2 separate regions of the Homo sapiens genome follow, and region 2 is linked to region 1. A link is an interaction called in ENCODE POLR2A ChIA-PET data of the cell type or tissue named here. Cell type or tissue: PC-3. All regions are shown on one strand. Each heading gives the region's core, and the rest is flanking DNA. Links, peaks and the distances in the headings are about the cores only. Region 1 has its middle 60 kb from the start of SCN7A. Region 2 has its middle 26 kb from the start of XIRP2.

Region 1 (10,534 bases), core at 1,556-9,555:
ATGCAAACATTTGTATTGCTTTAAAAACTACATTAAAATAATACTGGAAATTTATGGATTACAAAATAGAAAAAAGTAAGATATAGACCATCTAAAATATTATAAACATGTTTGGGATCTGGGGATTACTTGTATTTAAATATCCTTAAATGTTGGATATTAGTAAGTAACATACAGTGCAACCAGAACTGGCAAGTGTATACATTAGTGGCATTTGTTAATACCCTCAGTTCTTATATTTCTTATTCTCCAAATTTTTAGACATATCCTCTCTTGAAAGTTTTTATTCACTCAGTACTCTCAAATTCTGAACTTCCTCCCTTCTATCCAAGGATTTACAAATTATTTATATGAAGGCATCACTACATTATGGAAATTGAATTTCTGACTCTTACCAGGAATATTTTCCTTTAAGCAGGGTCACAGCTCTGAGCCAAATGATGGAGGTGTTAAATGTGGAATACCGAGAACCAGCCCACAGATAAAAGAGTTTTTCTTAAACAGAAGAACATTTCAATGCATCCGAAATCAAGTATGGTAGACAATTAAATACTTCATGCCAGGACAATGCTATTCTTTTTTTTTTTTTTTGTATTTTTGTGGGTAATAGTAGGTGTAATATATTTTTATGGGGTACATGAGATATTTTGATACAGGCATGCAATGTGTAACATGCACATCATGGAAAACGGGGTATCCATCCTCTCAAACATTTATTATTTGTGTTATAAACAATCCAATTATGCTTTTAGTTACATGAAAATGTACAATTAAATTATTATTGACTATAGTCACCCTGATGTGCTATCAAATACTAGGTCTTATTCATTTTTCTAATCGTTTTTTGTATCCATTTACCATCCTTACTTCCCCCTTAATTCCCCACTACCCTTCCCTCCCGGCCTCTAGTATCCATCCTTCTACTCTCTGTTCATGATTTCAATCGTTTTGATTTTTAGGTCCCAAAAATAAGTAAGAATATGTGATGTTTGTCTGTGCTGGGCTTATTTCACTTAACAGAATCTCCAGTTCTACCCATGATGTTGCAAATGACAAGATCTTACTCTTTCTTATAGCTGAATAGTACTCCATTGTATATATGTACCACATTTTTGTTTGTTTGTTTGTTTGACACAGAGTCTCGCTGTCGCCCAGGCTGGAGTGCAGTGGCGTGATCTCGGCTCACTGCAGGCTCCGCCCCCCGGCGTTCACGCCATTCTCCTGCCTCAGCCTCCTGAGTAACTGGGACTACAGGCGCCTGCCACCACGCCCGGCTAATTTTTTGTATTTTCAGGAGAGACATGGTTTCACCGTGCTAGCCAGGATGGTCTCGATCTCCTGACCTCGTGATCCGCCCACCTGGGCCTCCCAAAGTGCTGGGATTACAGGCGTGAGCCACCGCGCCCGGCCATGTACCACATTTCTTTATCCATTCATCTGCTGATGAACACATAGGTTGCTTCCAAATCTTGGCTATTGTAAACAGTGCTGCAATAAACTTGGGAGTGCAGATATCTCTCCAATATACTGATTTCATTTCTTTTGAGTATATACCCAGCAGTGAGATTGCTGGATCACATAGTAGCTCTATTTTTAGTTTTTTTTTGAGAAATCATCAAACTATTCTCCACAGTCGTTGCACTAATTTACATTTCCACAAAAAGGGTAGACAATTCTATTCTTAAATTCATTATTTGCTGTCTTATATTTCAGAGAAATTTATATATGAGTTACATTTACATAGAATTTTCTTACACTTTGTATTTTTCACATCAGGACTGCAAAGACATTTTAAATTAAGATAAAACAAAATTCACAAAAATGAAGTAAATTGAATCTCATTTCATCTGTAGTATTTGATGCCTGAGACATATTAGAATAATCATTTTTTACTTAAATGAATTTGTTTTATTTACACTGTTCTAAAGGAAAGGGAAGAAACATTACTTTAAACACAGAAAACTAGAGTATATTCCACTGCTGAGCTAGAGTGTTGCACTACTTCTTGACCAATGTCATCTTTATGACTTTCAAGGTGGTGCAGGCATTTGGGCCTAAGAAACTGGTCTTGCTCAAATGTTGTAATCACTATCCAGAGGCAGAAAGTGATGAAGAATAACAGAGCAGTGGTTGTTGACCATTTTAAATACCTTTCTTGTAGATTTATTGGTCTTGGTGTTTATGGCTTGGAAGAATTAATTTTACTGGTGTGCCCTATTATTGTTTCCCTTTCTGTTTCTTGTGTATTATTTGTAACACCATGAGATAACAGTTTGCAAAGCAGGGTGTTAAAGAGCATAGAGAACTTAATTTGGCTTACCTTTGAGATTTATTACCTTGCAAAAAGAGGCACAGGAGAGAAATTCAAGAACTTCATTATAGTACAAACTGAATGAGACTGAGAGTTGTGCTGTTAGAATATAAATTAATTGATTAATATGTAATCTTGTAGTAAATAAATATTATATCTGTTTGTCTCCCTTAAAAATAGATAATTTCTACTTAAGAACTGTGCCTACAAATTAAAATGTAGTAAAACAGTGTTCCATCTTTTCATAAATATGAAAAATTTCGCTTCTAATATTTAAAAATCCTTCACTTACAGAGACTGAACAGAAGTTTTGGCAAGTAGATGAATTAAACATATCAGACTCAGATTGATCTTCCCATCTATTCATAATTTTAACAACCAAAATTATTTCTCACTGTATATAAGGTATGAAATTGAGATTCAGTTTTCTAGAAGACTGAATTTAACTATTTTTATTTTTGTTTATATGTGAGTTTGTATAATATATTAAAAATAAATAAATTTGCCATTGTCTCCTACTCACAAACTTAGGCATAATTCACAATAATTAAAACTTAGAATGAAATATACAAAGAGCAATACAAGTGAGTTTTAAGCTATTTTTCTATTTGATTTAAGCCAGAGCTCTTTGACCACACCTTAACTGGTGCTATTTTAAAGCTTCACTTAAATTTATTGTTTGAAAAATGTGAAGAGTTTTGCTAAAATTTTAAATAATTGAAAACAGCAAAGACCATCAAGAAAAATTGTCTATTAATTGACTGCTACTTCAATTAAGGGGTATTAATTTGAAGTGGTTGTATAACATGAGTGTGAAAACCATTACTTCTATAAAACATAAAATCTGATTCCTTCGTAAAAAGTCTTACCAGTTGCTTCTTTCTGAGATTTTAAATGTTCATTATTTAACATCTAGTTCCTTTTTGTATTTTAAAAGTGATCAAGCATTGTAAATACGAAATGAGACTAAAATAAAACACAAACTTGCATGGATTTATAACTTCCAGCCAAGGTGGAGTGGAGTAACATAACTTAATACATCCATGTAACAACAACAGTAGCAACAGCAATAGCATGCAGTAGAGTGAGGAAGGAACTCAGTAGTGTTTTGGTGAAGTTCGTGAGTTGAGGAGATGGAACTTAGAGGCTGGGGACGCCAAGGTGTTGATATGTCATAAGGCAGAGTTCTGGAGAGACAACAGCTGTGCAGAGAGAGTACTCTGGAGATTTGCTGAGGGTCCCATGGAAGTGTTCAGCTGAATAGAGACTACCCAGGGCCAGGAAGAGAACCATTCAAAAAGCATAAACAATCCAGATATCTCACACAGGGTCTAAAAAAGTTGTGTTTTTCACAATCCAGAAAACCTCATATTTCATGGTACACTGGGTATCGCCTCAGTAGAAAAGAAAATTAGTGTTATATTATGCTGCTTAAATCCCAGAAAATAGGCCAGGTGCAGTGGCTCACACCTGTAATCCCAGCACTTTGGGAGGCCGAAGAAGGTGGATCACCTGAGGTTAGGTGTTCGAGACCAGCCTGACCAACATGGAGAAACCCCGTCTCTACTAAATATACAAAATGAGCTGGGCATGGTGGTGCATGCCTGTTATCTCAGCTACTTGGGAGGCTGAGGCAGGCAAATCACTTGAACCCAGGAGGTGGAAGTGGCGGTGAGCTGAGACCGTGCCATTGTACTCCAATCTGGGCAACAAGAGTGAAACTCCATCTCAAAAAAAAAAAAAATCCCAGAAAATAGAGTTTAAAGGCAAGCTTTGAATGTACCAAAGTTTCCCACAGAAAAACTCAAGAGTATATCAGCAGAGTATATAGGCACATATTAAAACATAGACTACACCAAATTAAAATTTACAGTGTCCAGCATCTAGTCAAAAATCACCAGGCATGCCCAAGAGCAGAAAAATATGATTCATAATGAAGACAATAAAACACACAATGAAACAATTAAACATACCCAGAATTAACACATGAATAGAATTTGTAGATAAGATATTAAAATGGTAATTATAACTATATTCCATATGTTCAATACATTGGACAAAAATTTAAGTAAGTTTAGTAGAGAGAAAGAATCTACTTTTTTTTGTTGTTGTTGTTTTTGAGATGGAGTCTTGCTCTGTAGCCCAGGCTGGAGTGCAGTGGTGTGATCCCGACTCACTGCAACCTCTGCCTCCCGGGTTCAAGTAATTCTCCTGTCTCAGCCTCCCAAGTAGCTGGGACTACAGGCGTGCGCCACCATGCCCGGCTAATTTTTGTATTTTCAGTAGAGACGGGGTTTCACCATATTGGTCAGGCTGGTCTCGAACTCCTGACCTTAGGTGATCTACCTGCCTCAGCCTCCCAAAGTGCTGGGATTACAGGCATGAGCCACCGCACCCGGCCACGGAATCTACTTTTAAGAGTCCCTTAAAGTTCTAGATATAAAATATAAAAATATTTTAGACAATAATTACACTGAAAAAAGACAGCAAATTGAACACAGCAGAAGAAAAGATTAATGAACTTAAATACAGCAGTAAAACCTATCCAAAATAAAAATCAGAGAAACAAAATGACTTAAACAATGAAAAAGGTATGTAAGAGCTGTAAGACAAGGTGAGTAACATATGAGCAACTGTATCTCAAAAGAGAGGAAAGCAGTCAGAAAACACATTTGTTTCCAAGTTTTGATGATCATTTTAAACCAACAAATCGAAGAAACTCACTAAATCCAAATATGAGAAAGTTTACAATGACTACACCAGGATGTATTATAATACAATTGTCTAAAACCAATGCTGTATAGTATGTACATGGGTACAGTAATAAAAATGATGCCTGACTTCTCATTGGAAATAAGGCAATCCAGAAAACAACATCTTTGAAATACTGAAAGAATAAAAAGTTATCAACCTAGAATGGTATATCCAGTGAAGGTATCTTTCAAAAATGAAGGAGAAACACTTTTTCAGACATACAAAAACTGAAGGAATATATCAATAGCAGGCTCACTATTAAAAAATGTTAAGGGAATGCAATTTTTCTTCTATTAAATTAAAGTTGGGGTTTTCTGCATAAAAGCTGATGTGTTTTTTACTAACACATCAATTTGATCATTATCAGGTTAAGGAAATGAGTATTACAATGTTTGCTAGTAATGATGATATGTCCAATATTGCTCTGGAGTATTAAGAAATCCTCTATTGGTATAGTTCATTGACATCTTGGTCAAGGGGAAAACATTTTAAATAACAATTCCTACTCTAGTCACTCTATTTCAGAGAGATTTTAAGAAGACTGTTGGACAGGTTGGGCGCAGTGGCTCACGCCCGTAATCCAAGCACTTTGGGAGGCCGAGGCAGGCAGATCACGAGGTCAGGAGTTCGAGACCAGCCTGATCAACATGGAGAAACGCCTTCTCTGCTAAAAATACAAAAATTAGCCGGGCATGGTGGTGCACACCTGTAATCCGAGCTACTCAGGAGGCTAAGGAAGGAGAATTGCTTGAACCTGGGAGGCGAAGGTTGCAGTGAGCTGAGATCACGCCACTGCACTCCAGCCTGGGTGACAGAGTGAGACTCTGTCTCAAAAAAAAAAAAAAAAAAAAAAAAAAAAAAGACTGTTGAATAATGGGTAGTTCAAGAGTAAGGAGCCAGTGGGAGTTCTATATTTTAGGGCATGTTAAATATTGTCTCTTTTACAATTTTTTTTTGTAGTCCTCATGATAGAAAGACTTCCCTTCTCTTTCTACTTCAAAAGCTCTGATCTACAAATTGCTTTCCCATCCTGGTCTCTCTACATTTCTTCATCTCCAGTTTTATTCTACATTTTGAAATGGAAAAATCATTCTGCAAGTACCTCATTCATCTGTGAGCCTTCCATGGCTGAGAAAATTCTTAAGACTATATAAATAGCATAAGAGTAAGGAATTATGGAGAAAGCAAACATTAATTATTTGAATATAATTCTTCTCAAGTGATTAACATGAAATGCCAGGCTTGGTTTACAATGCTAGTTTGGAGGCTCTGAGCTTAGCCTAGATTAAATAGCTAAATGGTCCCTTGGTAGGTCTTTCTTTTATCTTTCTCTGTTATAAATTTATCACTTCTTGGTACTCTCTGAAAGCATCAGAAGAATGCAAAAATTATCTATGTTTTAATAAAAATGTTTAATTTTGGTAGCTGTAATTAGGATGTGAATGTAGCCACAAAAAAAAAATAGATGAGGTGAGTGAAATATTTTTCATATAGTTGGCCAGAATTCGCCTAAGGAAATTATGCTTAATGTAGCTGTAGAAAATTATAGCTAATTCATATCATTCACATTTTCATAGGTAATAATCAAGGATTAAGAAAATATAATGAGGTTTTCATCCCTCTTATTAAAAAGTATGATTGTTGAAGATGAAATAAATACATAAAATAAAAATCAAAGAACAGGATTTGATTTTCAGAACCCTGGGTTTACTATTCCAGAATTACTTTCTCCTAGAAAAGAAAAGAACATGTTTGACAGAAAAACCAATGACTTGATTTTTAAAAGCCTTAAATTTAATGAAAAAAGACACAGAAGGTCACATGGTCATTTTCAAATGTTAACATGTTTCAAATAAATACCAAATTTAAAAAGTAAAACATGAGTGTTTCAAAACTAAAATATTTCAATTAAGTATATGTGGTTATATACAGGGCTTTTGATGTGCTCAAATTTTAAATGTGCATTTATAAATGATGTAAGAAGTATCACAGAACTATAACAACTATTATAAATTTAAAATATCCTGCAAAAATAGAGTGAAAATCTACAGACCATAAATTTAAAAAGATGTTAGGAAACAATGAATGCTTTCAGCCTATAGTCAGAACACAGAGAACAAGAAAGAATTACTATTTGGAACAAATGTAGTGAAATTATCAGATAAAATAAAGCAAGCAAGCAAGAGAGACACAGAGATAGACAGGCAGAGATAGAGACAGAATACTATTACTTTTTGGTTTTTGCTTCCATAGAAGGAGATTTGTATGAATTTCTAGTATTAATATAATTGCATTAAAGAATATTGAAAAATTATAGACATTGAAAGTTTGACTGTGATCATCACTGGTGGAAATCTTTTAGATATAACAGACATCGGGCAGTGTAATAGAAGACTGAATATTGAGATTGAATGCAGACATTATTTAAACAAAAAAAAGGAAAAGGTAGGTTGAAGATCTTGAGTCTGGCAGTACATGTGAATAAGTAATTTAAAATTAATTACTATTATGTTCTTTAGAAGTAAATTAATCTCTGAATTTATTGAGAAAATTTCTCTGAAAAATGTATTTCCTTTATAAAATTTTTTTTTTTTAAGATGGAGTCCCACTCTGTCGCCCAGACTGGAGTGCAGTAGCGCAATCCCAGCTCACTGCAACCTCTGCCTCCTGGGTTCAAGTGATTCTACTGCCTCAGCCTCCTGAGTAGCTGGGACTACAGGCACCTGCCACCTCGCCTGGCTAATTTTTGAATTTTTAATAGAGACGGGGTTTCACCACATTGGCCAGGCTGGTTTGAACTCCTGACCTTGTGATCCGCCTGCCTCAGCCTCCCAAAGTGCTGGGATTACAGCACCGCACCTGGCCTATAGGAATCTTTTAATTGGTTAATAAGTCACTATAAGAGTAAGTAAAAATATGATCGCTGGGTTTCTGTTACAATAAATTAAGTTTACCTCAATAAAAGTAGTTAACTAGAAGTTTAAGATAAGCCAAAACACTTTGGGAGGCCAAGGTGGGTGGATCACTTGAGGTCAGGAGTTCAAGACCAGCCTGACCAACATGGTGAAACCCCATCTCTACTAAAAATACAAAAATTAGCCAGGCATGGTGGCGTACCCTTGTAATCCCAGCTACTCGGGAGGCTGAGGCATGAGAATAGCTTGAACCCAAGAGGTGGAGGTTGCAGTTGGGCTGAGATCACACCACTGCACTCCAGTCTGGGCAACAGAGGAGACTCCGACTCAAAATAAATAAATAAATAAATAATTTTAAAAAGATGAGCTAAGATAAGCTAAGATAATGTGGCTTAAAAAGTAACATAAAGAATTTTCAGTAACTTCTTTGTAGCAGCAGCAGAGATTCAAATAGAACAGAGATAGCAAGATAAAAACCTCATGGACTACAACTTTACTAGAACCAGTTGAAAGGGAATTCCATTTCTAGTAAGGATGCAAAAAGGTATGGACAACCTTCATTCCTGTAGTAACACAAAGGGAAACCCAGATAAAACACAAAACAGTACTATTCTATGAAATTATTAAAGACCAGTCGATGCAAGAAAGTCTTCATGAGTTGATTCCCAAAGACAGAAATGACTCATATGCAACCAGCAAGTCTCAGAGCAGTTCTGAGGCAACTTCTGGGTTGGGTCTAGGTAAAGGATAAAGGCTGCCAAAAAAAAACATAAGAAATTGACATGCTAAGTAAAGGCCAGCTAAGCTACTAGTCAAGATTGGGGCAGGCAGGAATAACTGTAGTTTTGAAGATGCTCAAATAACAAAATAGTTTGCTTGGCCTAACAATAATCTCTACTGCATCACCACCATCACCTGTTTTGCTGAGAATAGTGCCACAAAAGTAGGGCTGAAAAGCCAGACAAGGAAACAACACAAATTAAATCAAAAAATCAATCTAATGTCAATCAGTCAACTATTACAGTCCCTGAGAAGTAACAAAACATGACAGAATATATTTAAGTAAATAATAGTTAAAGATTTTCCAAATTTCATGAAAGACATACATCTACAATATTAAGATTTTTAGGAAATCTCAAAAAGAATAGAGCAAGAAAATCACACATAAATATATCACAGTCATACTGCTGAAAATTCACTATAAATCCTAAAAACATCCACAGGAAAAACATTATGTACAAGGAAACAAAGTAAATAACTTCTCATTAGGGACAAGGCATGCCAGAAATTATGACATTTTTAAAGTGGTTAAAAAGCAAAAAACACTACCCACTGCTACTGCCCCAACCCCAACAGCAACAAAGCAACTATAAACTTAGAATTTTATATCCAGCAAAAAACATCTTTTAAAAGGGAAGGTAAAATAAAGACATTTTCAGATAGATGGCGTCCAAGAGAACCTGTGGTCAAAGCAAAGTGCCAGTATTTTAGGAATAGTATAGAGAGGGATCCTGCCTTAAGTAGATATCCATTCGTATGAAAGAAAAGACCCCTTCAAATTCTAAAAGTCTATTATATTACCTGATTTTTAATTGGAATATTCACAATTTCAGTTCCCTGATTTTCTCTTTCCCTTCAGTCCAAAACACATTTGCATCTTTTAGAAGTTATCTTTACTTATCATATTTATCATATTTTATTGTATTCATAATTGCTTCAGGAATTAAGGTACTTTACAAATACTAAGTGAAATCTTCATAATCTGAAATCTAAAGGGGGTCTTAAACTTCATTAAAAATTTTAAGCTCCATTAAACTTAGTTAAGCTTCATTAAATAAGGGTTATCGTCTTTAGTCTTCTTAAATAAAGCTGAGAACAACTAAACCTTTGAAAATTCTTTTTAATGCTTCTATGCTCAAAAGACTACATAAGACTGGTTAAGCATCAAAAGTTAATTAACCCAGGATCATTTAACATCTTTTCTTCCTGGTTGATAGAACACCTACATTGTTAAAGTAATATGAATCCCATTAAATAGTTTTAAATATTGTTAAAATGTGTTAAGCATTATTAATCCAATTAATCACCATAATGACAGTAAACACAGTACATATTATTCAACTTTCAGAAAGAAAAATTGTTTAGTTTGGATAAAATATACTAAGCTTATGAGTAACTAACATTAATATTTATCTCCCTTTAATATTATTAACTACTCCTTATTTTGAAGTGAAGATACTGAATCAGTGAAATTGTAAGCCTTTATCTGAATTGCATTTTGCCTACTAACCTATACATTCAATATCATAAAGAATCATTTAAAATCTGCACTTTGCATGATTCAGATTTTATATCTATACTTATATCTATCAATTCGTCAACAAATGAATAAAGAATGAATAGATAAAACTGTCAAATAAGGTAGTTCTGTATATGCAATTACCAAAGAAAAGAAAATGCATAGCAAAGGGCACTTGAAGTAGCCCACAGTTATTTTTCTGAATCAATATCTGGTACTTGGTGGGGCCATTAGGCTATTGATTCATCTTGATAC
Region 2 (10,534 bases), core at 1,188-9,187, 310 kb after region 1:
CAAGAGAAAGCAGGAAAGGTCCAAAATTGACCCCCTAACATCACAATTAAAAGAACTAGAAAAGTAAGAGCAAACACATTCAAAAGCTAGCAGAAGGCAAGAAATAACTAAAATCAGAGCAGAACTGAAGGAAATAGAGACACAAAAAGCCCTTCAAAAAATTAATGAATCCAGGAGCTGGTTTTTTGAAAGGATCAACAAAATTGATAGACCGCTAGCAAGACTAATAAAGAAGAAAAGAGAGAAGAATCAAATAGACGCAAGAAAAGATGATAAAGGGGATATCACCACCAATCCCACAGAAATACAAAGTACTATCAGAGAATACTACAAACACCTCTACGCAAATAAACTAGAAAATCTAGAAGAAATGGATAAATTCCTCAACACATACACCCTCCCAACACTAAACCAGGAATAAGTTGAATCTCTGAATGGACCAATAACAGGCTCTGAAATTGTGGCAATAATCAATAGCTTACCAACTAAAAGAGTCCAGGACCAGATGGATTCACAGCTGAATTCTACCAGAGGTAGAAGGAGGAACTGGTACCATTCCTTCTGAAACTATTCCAATCAATAGAAAAAGAGGGAATCCTCCCTAACTCATTTTATGAGGCCAGCATCATCCTGATACCAAAGCCGGCCAGAGACACAACCAAAAAAGAGGATTTTAGACCAATATCCTTGATGAACATTGATGCAAAAATCCTCAATAAAATACTGGCAAACTGAATCCAGCAGCACATCAAAAAGCTTATCCACCATGATCAAGTGGGCTTCATCCCTGGGATGCAAGGCTGGTTCAATATACGCAAATCAATAAATGTAATCCAGCATATAAACAGAACCAAAGACAAAAACCACATGATTATCTCAATAGATGCAGAAAAGGCCTTTGACAAAATTCAACAACAATTCATGCTAAAAACTCTCAATAAATTAGGTATTGATGGGATGTATTTCAAAATAATAAGAGCTATCTATGACAGACCCACAGCCAATATCATACTGAATGGGCAAAAACTGGAAGCATTCCCTTTGAAAACTGGCACAAGACAGGGATGCCCTCTCTCACCACTCCTATTCAACATAGTGTTGGAAGTTCTGGCCAGGGCAATTAGGCAGGAGAAGGAAATAAAAGGTATTCAATTAAGAAAAGAGGAAGTCAAATTGTCCCTGTTTGCAGATGACATGATTGTATATCTAGAAAACCCCATTGTCTCAGCCCAAAATCTCCTTAAGCTGATAAGCAACTTCAGCAAACTCTCAGGATATAAAATCAATGTACAAAAATCACAAGCATTCTTATACACCAATAACAGAAAAACAGAGAGCCAAATCATGAGTGAACTCCCATTCACAATTGCTTCAAAGAGAATAAAATACCTAGGAATCCAACTTAAAGGGACATGAAGGACCTCTTCAAGGAGAACTAGAAACCACTGCTCAATGAAATAAAAGAGGATACAAACAAATGGAAGAACATTCCATGGCCATGGGTAGGAAGAATCAATATCATGAAAATGGCCATACTGCCCAAGGTAATTTATAGATTCAATGCCATCCCCATCAAGCTACCAATGACTTTCTTCACAGAATTGGAAAAAACTACTTTAAAGTTCATATGGAACCAAAAAAGAGCCCGCATTGCCAAGTCAATCCTAAGCCAAAAGAACAAAGCTGGAGGCATCATGCTACCTGACTTCAAACTATACTACAAGGCTACAGTAACAAAAATAGCATGGTACTGGTACCAAAACAGAGATATAGATCAATGGAACAAAACAGAGCCCTCAGAAATAATGCCGTATATCTACTACTATCTGATCTTTGACAAACCTGACAAAAACAAGCAATGGGGAAAGGATTCCCTATTTAATAAATGGTGCTGGGAAAACTGGCTAGCCATATGTAGAAAGCTGAAACTGGATCCCTTCCTTACACCTTATACAAAAATTAATTCAAGATGGATTAAAGACTTAAACGTTAGACCTAAAACCATAAAAACCCTAGAAGAAAACCTAGGCATTACCATTCAGGACATAGGCATGAGCAAGGACTTCATGTCTAAAACACCAAAAGCAATGGCAACAAAAGCCAAAATTGACAAGTGGGATCTAATTAAACTAAAGAGCTTCTGCACAGCAAAAGAAACTACCATCGAAGTGAACAGGCAACCTACAAAATGGGAGAAAATTTTCGCAACCTACTCATCTGACAAAGGGCTAATATCCAGAATCTACAATGAACTCAAACAAATTTACAAGAAAAAAACAACCCCATTAAAAAGTGGGCGAAGGACATGAACAGACACTTCTCAAAAGAAGAAATTTATGCAGCCAAAAAACACATGAAAAAATTCTCACCATCACTGGCCATCAGAGAAATGCAAATCAAAACCACAATGAGATACCATCTCACACCAGTTAGAATGGCATTCATTAAAAAGTCAGGAAACAACAGGTGCTGGAGAGGATGTGGAGAAAAAGGAACACTTTTACGTGGTTGGTGGGACTGTAAACTAGTTCAACCATTGTGGAAGTCAGTGTGGCGATTCCTCAGGGATCTAGAACTAGAAATACCATTTGACCTAGACATCCCATTACTGGGTATATACCCAAAGGACTATAAATCATGCTGCTATAAAGACACATTCACATGCATGTTTATTGCAGCACTATTCACAATAGCAAAGACTTGGATCCAACCCAAATGTCCAACAATGATAGACTGGATTAAGAAAATGTGGCACATATACACCATGGAATACTATGCAGCCATAAAAAATGATGAGTTCATGTCCTTTGTAGGGACATGGATGAAATTGGAAATCATCATTCTCAGTAAACTATCGCAAGGACAAAAAACCAAACACCGCATATTCTCACTCATAGGTGGGAATTGAACAATGAGAACACATGGACACAGGAAGGGGAACATCACACTCTGGGGACTGTTGTGGGGTGGGGGGAGGGGGGAGGGATAGCACTGGGAGATATACCTAATGCTAAGTGACGAGTTAATGGGTGCAGCACACCAGTATGGCACATGTATACATATGTAACTAACCTGCACATTGTGCACATGTACCCTAAAACTTAAAGTATAATAATCATAAAATTAAAAAAAAATAAAATAAATAAAAAAGGAAGTTTTATTGGAACACACACAAAAAATACAGCCATTATGGAAAATGGACTTAAGGTTCCTCAAACAATTAAAAATGTAACTACCATATGATCTAGCAATCCTAGTACTTAGTATATATCCAAAGGATATAAAATCAGTATGTTGAAAGGATATCTGCATTCCTATGTTTGCTGCAGCACTATTCACAATAGCTAAGATATAGAGTCAATCTAAGTGTTCATAAATGAATAAATGGGTAAAGAAAACACGGTGTAAAAATGCAGTACATATATATATAATATAATACACACACACACACACACACACACAGTGAAATACAATTAGCCTTAAAAAAACAAGACAGTCCTGTTAGTTGCAATAGTATGAATGATCCTAAAGAATGTCAAGTTAACTAGCCCAGGCACAGAAAGACAAATACCATTTGATCCCACTTATATGTAGAGTCAAAAAAAGTAGAACTAATGGAAACAAAGAGTAAAATGGTAGTTACCAGAGGTTGCAGAGTGGGAGATGTTGGTCAAAGAACACAAAATTTCAGTTAGGAGGAATAATTTCAAGCGACAGATTGTACATCTTGGTGAGTATAGTTAATAACAATATATTGTAAACTTGGAAATTCCTAAGAGAGTACACTTTAAATGTTCTCACCACAAAAAAATAATGTGTTTGAGGTAATGCATACATTAAATAGCTTGATCTGGCCACAAAATATAAAAATATCAAACATCCTATTGTATGCCATAATAAAAATTGAGAAACTAAGGATAAGAATAAATCAAACATAATTAAGAAGATTATTGACTTGAGAAACTTGGTGGCTAGTGGTTCTATGTCCTAAAATAGAGATAACAATGAAAGGAGTATATTTAGCAGGCAAGAGTCTCATATGGACTATAAGCTGTACTCACAGCTGTACTCACAGAAATATTCAGATATTTCTGTGGAGACTATGGTACCATCAGGCGTCTGCTAAAACAGTGAAGACACCTCCTCCCTCATTTTTTTGTTTTGGTGTAGGGATTTTCAAAGGGAGTTTTGGAAGTCTGTCTGATAATCTAGGCATAATCAAATGTTTTGGCTGTTAATGTCATGTTGTGATTTATCCCCTGATTGTCGAAACCTAGCAAGACAAAGGTTACAAATTGAATGGATGAAAATCATAGCTGGCCATTAATGAAATTAGAATGTAAGAAAATAGCATGCTACTAAACCTAGTATAATGTCTACTATATAATATCTCCCTCTGAAATTTTTGTTAAATCTAACTACAGCCTCAGTGTCCATGTTTCTTGAAAGAGCTGTTTCAAATTACTGGATTTTAATCCCCTCAAAAAACATTATCCATAATTATACCCAGACATCAGTAATATCATAATTTCTTTCTTGTACATTATTTGACTTCTGTCCTAAGGACAGAATTGGAGACATGGATTGGAGTAAACCATGGCCTGTTCGGGAAATGCAGCAACTCTGGCTGGGAGTGTGGAGGTGATCCTAGGAAGGGAAGGCAGTGGATAAAGGGTTCCTATGGAGCCACATATCACAGTGGGCAACTGGAACTAAAACCCAAGAGAAAATTCTGGAAATGTGCCAAACATGTGCCTCAAATTTAACACAATTCAAGAAGCCAGGAGTCATTGTTTGGGGAATGCTAAGAAGGAGGGAGAGGAGGATTAATTTCTTGATATTTTCAGTTTCAGCAGAGAATGATAAGAGCCCTCAGGCACAGATGATGTTACTGACAATTGTCAAGCAGCTTGAAAGATTTGAGGGGTGTCGGCAGGACATAGTCAGCATCAGCCTCAAATACCCCTTAGTTATAGTCTGCTCTGTCAGCCCCTGCTGCTGCTTTCCAATTTCCTAGAAATATGTGACACATTTGGTTGGAGACAGTGTTGGAATAGAAAGAGAGATGGATGATAATGAGGGCACACATTGGAATGTTTTTGACCAACGTACCCATGCTACCAATTTGTGCCTTTCTTCTCAGCAGATTAAAACTGAATTTAGTTGAGTCTTGTGCCTAGTGTTGGTCCTTTGCAGTCCTCTGACAAACACAGGGTGTGGTCTATGGCCTTCTCAATTTCCCTTTGGCTTTCTTTTCTACCACTGGAAACCCTATTTACCTGAACCCTGAGTACCAAGTGCCCTTATACTGTCCTCTGGTTGCCATTAAGTTTTTTCCACAGACCTAAACATCTTAGACTTCCCAATGCTCTGAGATTACATTGTTTCATGCCTTCCTCCCTCCTATTCAATCTCCTATTCTGTCAGTGCCTCAACTAAGAAACAATAGAACAAACTGAATGATACTAAAGTGCACATAAAAAGACACGTATATTAATTCCAAACATCTACAAATTAATTCAAAGCCATTAATCTCTCAGATCATAGGAGAGCAGTGTGACAAGCCAGGGAGAGAGATATTTAAGGGGACAGAAGTTTTCCTAGCACCTCTCAAAACATCCTGTGAACTCATAATTCATACATTCAAATCTGATTCTATCTACTCATATTCTGATCTATGAAAATGTCCTAGGATAGAATTTCAGGTTGTTAAATGCAGACTCTGGTGCTCTCCATTCTAGAACAATACCATTTAGATAATTTATTTCTTTGTGAAATATTATTATATTCCAGCAGTGCACTCTGGTGAAACTAGCCTTTTAAAATGCTAATTATTCATTTCAAAATGATCCCTGGGTTCCAGTTTGCCTGAGAGTGTATTTCCTAGGAGGAGTAACAAATTCTATGCATGAGTTTTGCCGAATCAGTGCAGCGTACGTAATGCTCAGTAACTTAACCCTCAATTTTCCAATCTCTTCTGAAAAGGCAGAAAGAGCTTCACAATTATATGTACTGTCAATGAGGGACAGCTCCTGGAACTCGCACTCCTCCCTGACCTCTGCCATCTTCCTGCTCACCTCTTGTTTCTCCCCCACAGAAATGGTGTCATCTTTCCATTTGTAATATTTCTCTGTCAATTTTTCTTTTAAGAAAGCATTAAAAAAGGATGACTAAGAGGAACACCAAACATTTTAGGGCAATAAAACTTACTCTGTATGATACTATAATGGTGGATACACGTCATTACACACTTGCCAAGAGAATGTACAGCACGGAGAGTGAACTCCAATGTTCACTCCTTAGTTAATCATAATGCATCAATATTGATTCTTCTATTGTAACAAATATACTACACAAATTCAAGATGTTAAAAATAAGGGAAGTTGAGGTAGTTGCTGAGAAGGTTTTTTGTTTGTTTTGTTTTTTTCTGAAGCATCATTTCTCAGTTTAATTCCTTATTGAATATCAGCAAGTTTTAGAGGTCAAACAAGATAAAATATCTAAGTTATTTATTGCAATAATTCACATTACCTTTTTGGAAAGATACAAAATATATCAGGATATGTCCAGTCTCTTACTGTAAGGCAAGAGGAAAATTTTTATCCTTGCAACTTTATTTGTATTAATTTTCTCTTTTGTAAAGAACTCCATTCCTTTAGACATTAGTAATGAGAAATAATTTGTGGAATCGAACACATGGTAAAAATTCATTTTATTTAATAATGGCACAATATACCAGCTAGGAGCCTTTCTCTAGTGACAGACAACTTGTTTAAAGAATAGCTTATCTTTAAACATCCTGTTTATATCCTCTCTATACTTAATGTCTCTATTTACAAAACAGAGAAATCCATACGGCCTGTCATAGTACTGCATTTGTTGTGATAATTAAATGAGATATGTTGAGCACAGTTTCAGGCACAGCATAGACATAAATGTAAAATATTTATCTAATATAATTATTATATTATCATAACGTCACATAGCATTTGGTTATTCATGCTTGAAAGATACAAAGATACTCTTTTCTATGACAATGTGCTAATTAAAGACATACATCTGTGTTCTGCCACCCCTTAGCAGTAAATAACAACTGTCATCATTTCCAAAGAAATACATGTGAAATGTTAGTGATAACTAAACAGCGTACTCATAAACTGGTCACAGTACATCATTTTATCCAGCATTTCCACAGTTGTGAACTAGCATAATGTAATATGCTAGTGATACATCCTGGGAAATCCACCAACCTATTAGAGACTTGCTGTGTAATCATTTAATTATTTCTTTTAACAAATATATACAGTACTTCCTCTATGCCAATCACCATTCTAAAAGCCGGAATGCAGCAGCAGCAAGATGTAAACAATTCTACCCTCATGAAATTTATAATCCAGAAAGAAAGGGAGACAATAAAAATTAATTATTTAATTACAATTGTGATGAGCCATTAAAGTACAGAATTTGAATAGGGTAAATAATAAGGGGTGCTAACCTCTCTGAAAGGGTAATGTGGTTAGGCAAAACTTAGCCCCATAAAATGTACTTTAAAATTCACTACTTCATTAAATCATGTTAAAATAATAATTTTCAAGTTTGGCACTTACTACCTTTATGATTTTTGGCTAAGTTACTTAAATACCTCTGGCCTCAATTCTCTTGTTTATAAAACAGAGATAATAATATTTATTTAAGTGGACACTGTGATGACTAGGAAAGAAAGTGTGCAAATTACTGGCCAATAGTAAATATTGAGTATCTATTTACATCTTAAAAACATAGCTGTTGTCTACTCTTAGTATCTGACATTTAGATGTAAAAATATTGGATGTTATTGTAATCAATCTAAACTTTATAAATGTTTAATTTCTAGGTAATTGTAGTTTATATTTTCTCATGCTGAATAGGAGTGTGACATTTGTGTGTATGCACATGTGTGTGCATGCACATTTTGGGGTGACTTCTGCTTCACTGATTGTAGAAGGAGATTCCAAAATTATTGAATCTTATACAACTTTCACCATTGTAAATGAATTATTATATAGCAATGAAGTGAAACTGGACTAAACTATTGAACATGAAGACCTGGTTGATTCTGAGACACACACACTCCCTGAGACACTGGTCAAGTGTCACCTATGTACAAATATGGAGCATTGGCATCCTAACGTGGAAAAGTGATGCATGATTCCAAAGCAGTTGTGAGTATATCCAAAGGCAGCAAGGCTCTCTCTTAATGTAAAGATGGCCAGGCGCGGTGGCTCACGCCTATAATCCCAGCATTTTGGGAGGCCAAGACGGGTGGATTACAAGGTCAGGAGATCGAGACCATCCTGGCTAACACGGTGAAACCCCATCTCTACTAAAAATACAGAAGATTAGCCGGGTGTGGTGGCACGTGCCTGTCATCTCAGCTACTCGGGAGGCTGAGGCAGGAAAATCACTTGAACCCAGAAGGTGGAAGTTGCAGTGAGCAGAGATCGTGCCACTGCACTCCAGCCTGGGCGACAGAGTGAGACTCCATCTCAAAAAAAAAGAAAAAAGAAAAAAAATTCCATGAAAGGTATATACATTTATCCCTTTTCCAACAATTCTCTCTCTGTAGATTTAAGACAGCCCACAAAGTTTTGTTGTTGTTATTTTGATAATGACATCCCTTTAGGATTCTCAATTTATAGAAAAATGGGGGAAAATATTTTCCCCAGGGTCAGTTATACGTCTGTAAGTGCACTCACAACTTTTAGAGAAATGACAGAAAATTTCTCTGGCTGTAGGGTTTAAACAGTTGTCATGTCTTTAATTATGATATTTAGAAAATAATTTGAAAAAAATTGAAAATGACTTTTCTAGAAAAGGCCTATATAAAATAGAATTGTTAAATGCAAGCTCTATCACGGTTGCTGCAGGCAGAGGGAGATTATGCTGAAGCAAGGATGCAGGTTAGTGTTGATTTCACCTGGAGAGCCATCAGCCACCTTTGCTTTGCCCCATTTTCAATCCCTGCATCACAGCCTTCCCTTTACTGGCAAATATTTTCAGACAGATTTTGAAAGCAAGCTGAGTGAAAGTGGATTACAATTCAGTCTGTCCCCAATTTTCTGATTCACAGAAATTTAACACAGAAATGTGTCAAAGTGATGTTAGAGCAGAAAATGTCAAATAATAATGAAAATAGTTTTTAAAAGTGATCATTGAACCTGTTGAGAGGAAAGGTCTGATTAAGAATCGCACAAAATATAAATCTAGTTTCTTTGGAAGAGATATGCGGGGGACAGAAATTGGAAATTACTCAGTTAATGGAAAATAAAAATAAAAATGTAGTATATTTTCATTTCAGTTTGATCCTTGAGAGCTTCATTGACGTAGACACTCCTTGGCTTCCTGCAGAGTTAGATCATTTACATCCTTCTTCTTAACATCTTTTGCCGGCTAACCATTTCAAAATTACAGCTAAATTGAAAGCACTGTCTGTTATTTGCTGTATACTGGAACTCAGATCTCCCCTTGGAGAGCTCTAAGCTCATTCAATGAGGCATAGCGCTTAATTTCATTTGCAGAGTTTCTGCTACTCAACTTTCCACAAATTAAATGAGATCATTCATTGCTTCCCTTATAGGCTAATGGGACTTATATTGTTTGTCCACATTTAATGTCCTAATGTCTCAGTTTCATAGTTTAATGTTTAATAACAAATCAGTGATGGAATTGAACGTACTGTAAAATAGAAATCCTTAAGTTTATTACTTTCCTGTGGCTCTGTGGAACCTTAGACCTCTTCTAGCTCAGAGAGTTGCAAACAGATACCTACAGGGGCCAGGAAGGCTATCAATATGTGAACTGAACTTGAAATAAGAGAATAGAGCGGATTGGGTTCTATGATGACTTGAAGAAAAAGTTTGCTATTTTAAGGAATGAAAATAAGCATCAAGAAAAAATATGTACAGCACACATTCAATTCTATGGATAAAATTTGTCCTAAAGCTCACAAGTTTTGTAATTTGGTCTTACCTACCTTTCCTATGCTATACTTTAGGAAATAACCAAGGAGCAAAAGTGATTTAATTAATTACCAAATTCATTTATGATTCCCAGTATAGTGTTTGAACAACTACACCAACACGGTCTCTGTACTTGGGATGAATTGCACACATTTATCATTGTGACCTGATACAAGAAGACAATGTGAACGTTAAAGGAAAATAAAGACTGACATTGGATTAAGGTAAAGAGAAAAACAGCAGGAATCAGTGTGCATAGTATATTAAATAAGCAAAATAAGTAATTGAAAGTTGATCATTCATAAGGGTTGTCAGGAGAGCCACTGTAGTTTAGATGATTCAACTAATTAAAGTAGAAGTGTCCACTATAAAATGAGAACAGACAAGCCAGTAGGAGTATAAGACAGACTGAAAATTACAGTCTTTGTTTTTTTCTATCTTGGTTTTAAGCCTAAGACTAAATGGCAGGCATTTTTAAGCAGCCAAACTACAAACTAAACTGGCAGTCAGAAAGTATATTTATATACTGTATGTGG

What was found. ChIA-PET counts read pairs that join two places held together with the same protein. Peaks named below come from ENCODE experiments on the same cell type or tissue, not always from the same donor. Only the 100,000 strongest peaks of a DNase experiment are listed, where the experiment ranks them.
Region 2: POLR2A ChIA-PET joins it to region 1 with 11 read pairs; 2 of 35 experiments call an interaction of 5 or more read pairs at or near these places.

The regions. Positions count from the first base shown.
Region 1 is chr2:166,549,004-166,559,537 of GRCh38, forward strand. No RefSeq gene overlaps it. Among named protein-coding and RNA genes, the nearest start is that of SCN7A, 60 kb to the left of the region's middle. In PC-3, for the core only: a CTCF peak has its summit at 9,453; no DNase peak of the experiment used is centred there.
Region 2 is chr2:166,856,726-166,867,259 of GRCh38, forward strand. No RefSeq gene overlaps it. Among named protein-coding and RNA genes, the nearest start is that of XIRP2, 26 kb to the right of the region's middle. In PC-3, for the core only: no CTCF peak of the experiment used is centred there; a DNase peak (open chromatin) is centred at 6,186; H3K27ac peaks cover 1,413 bases.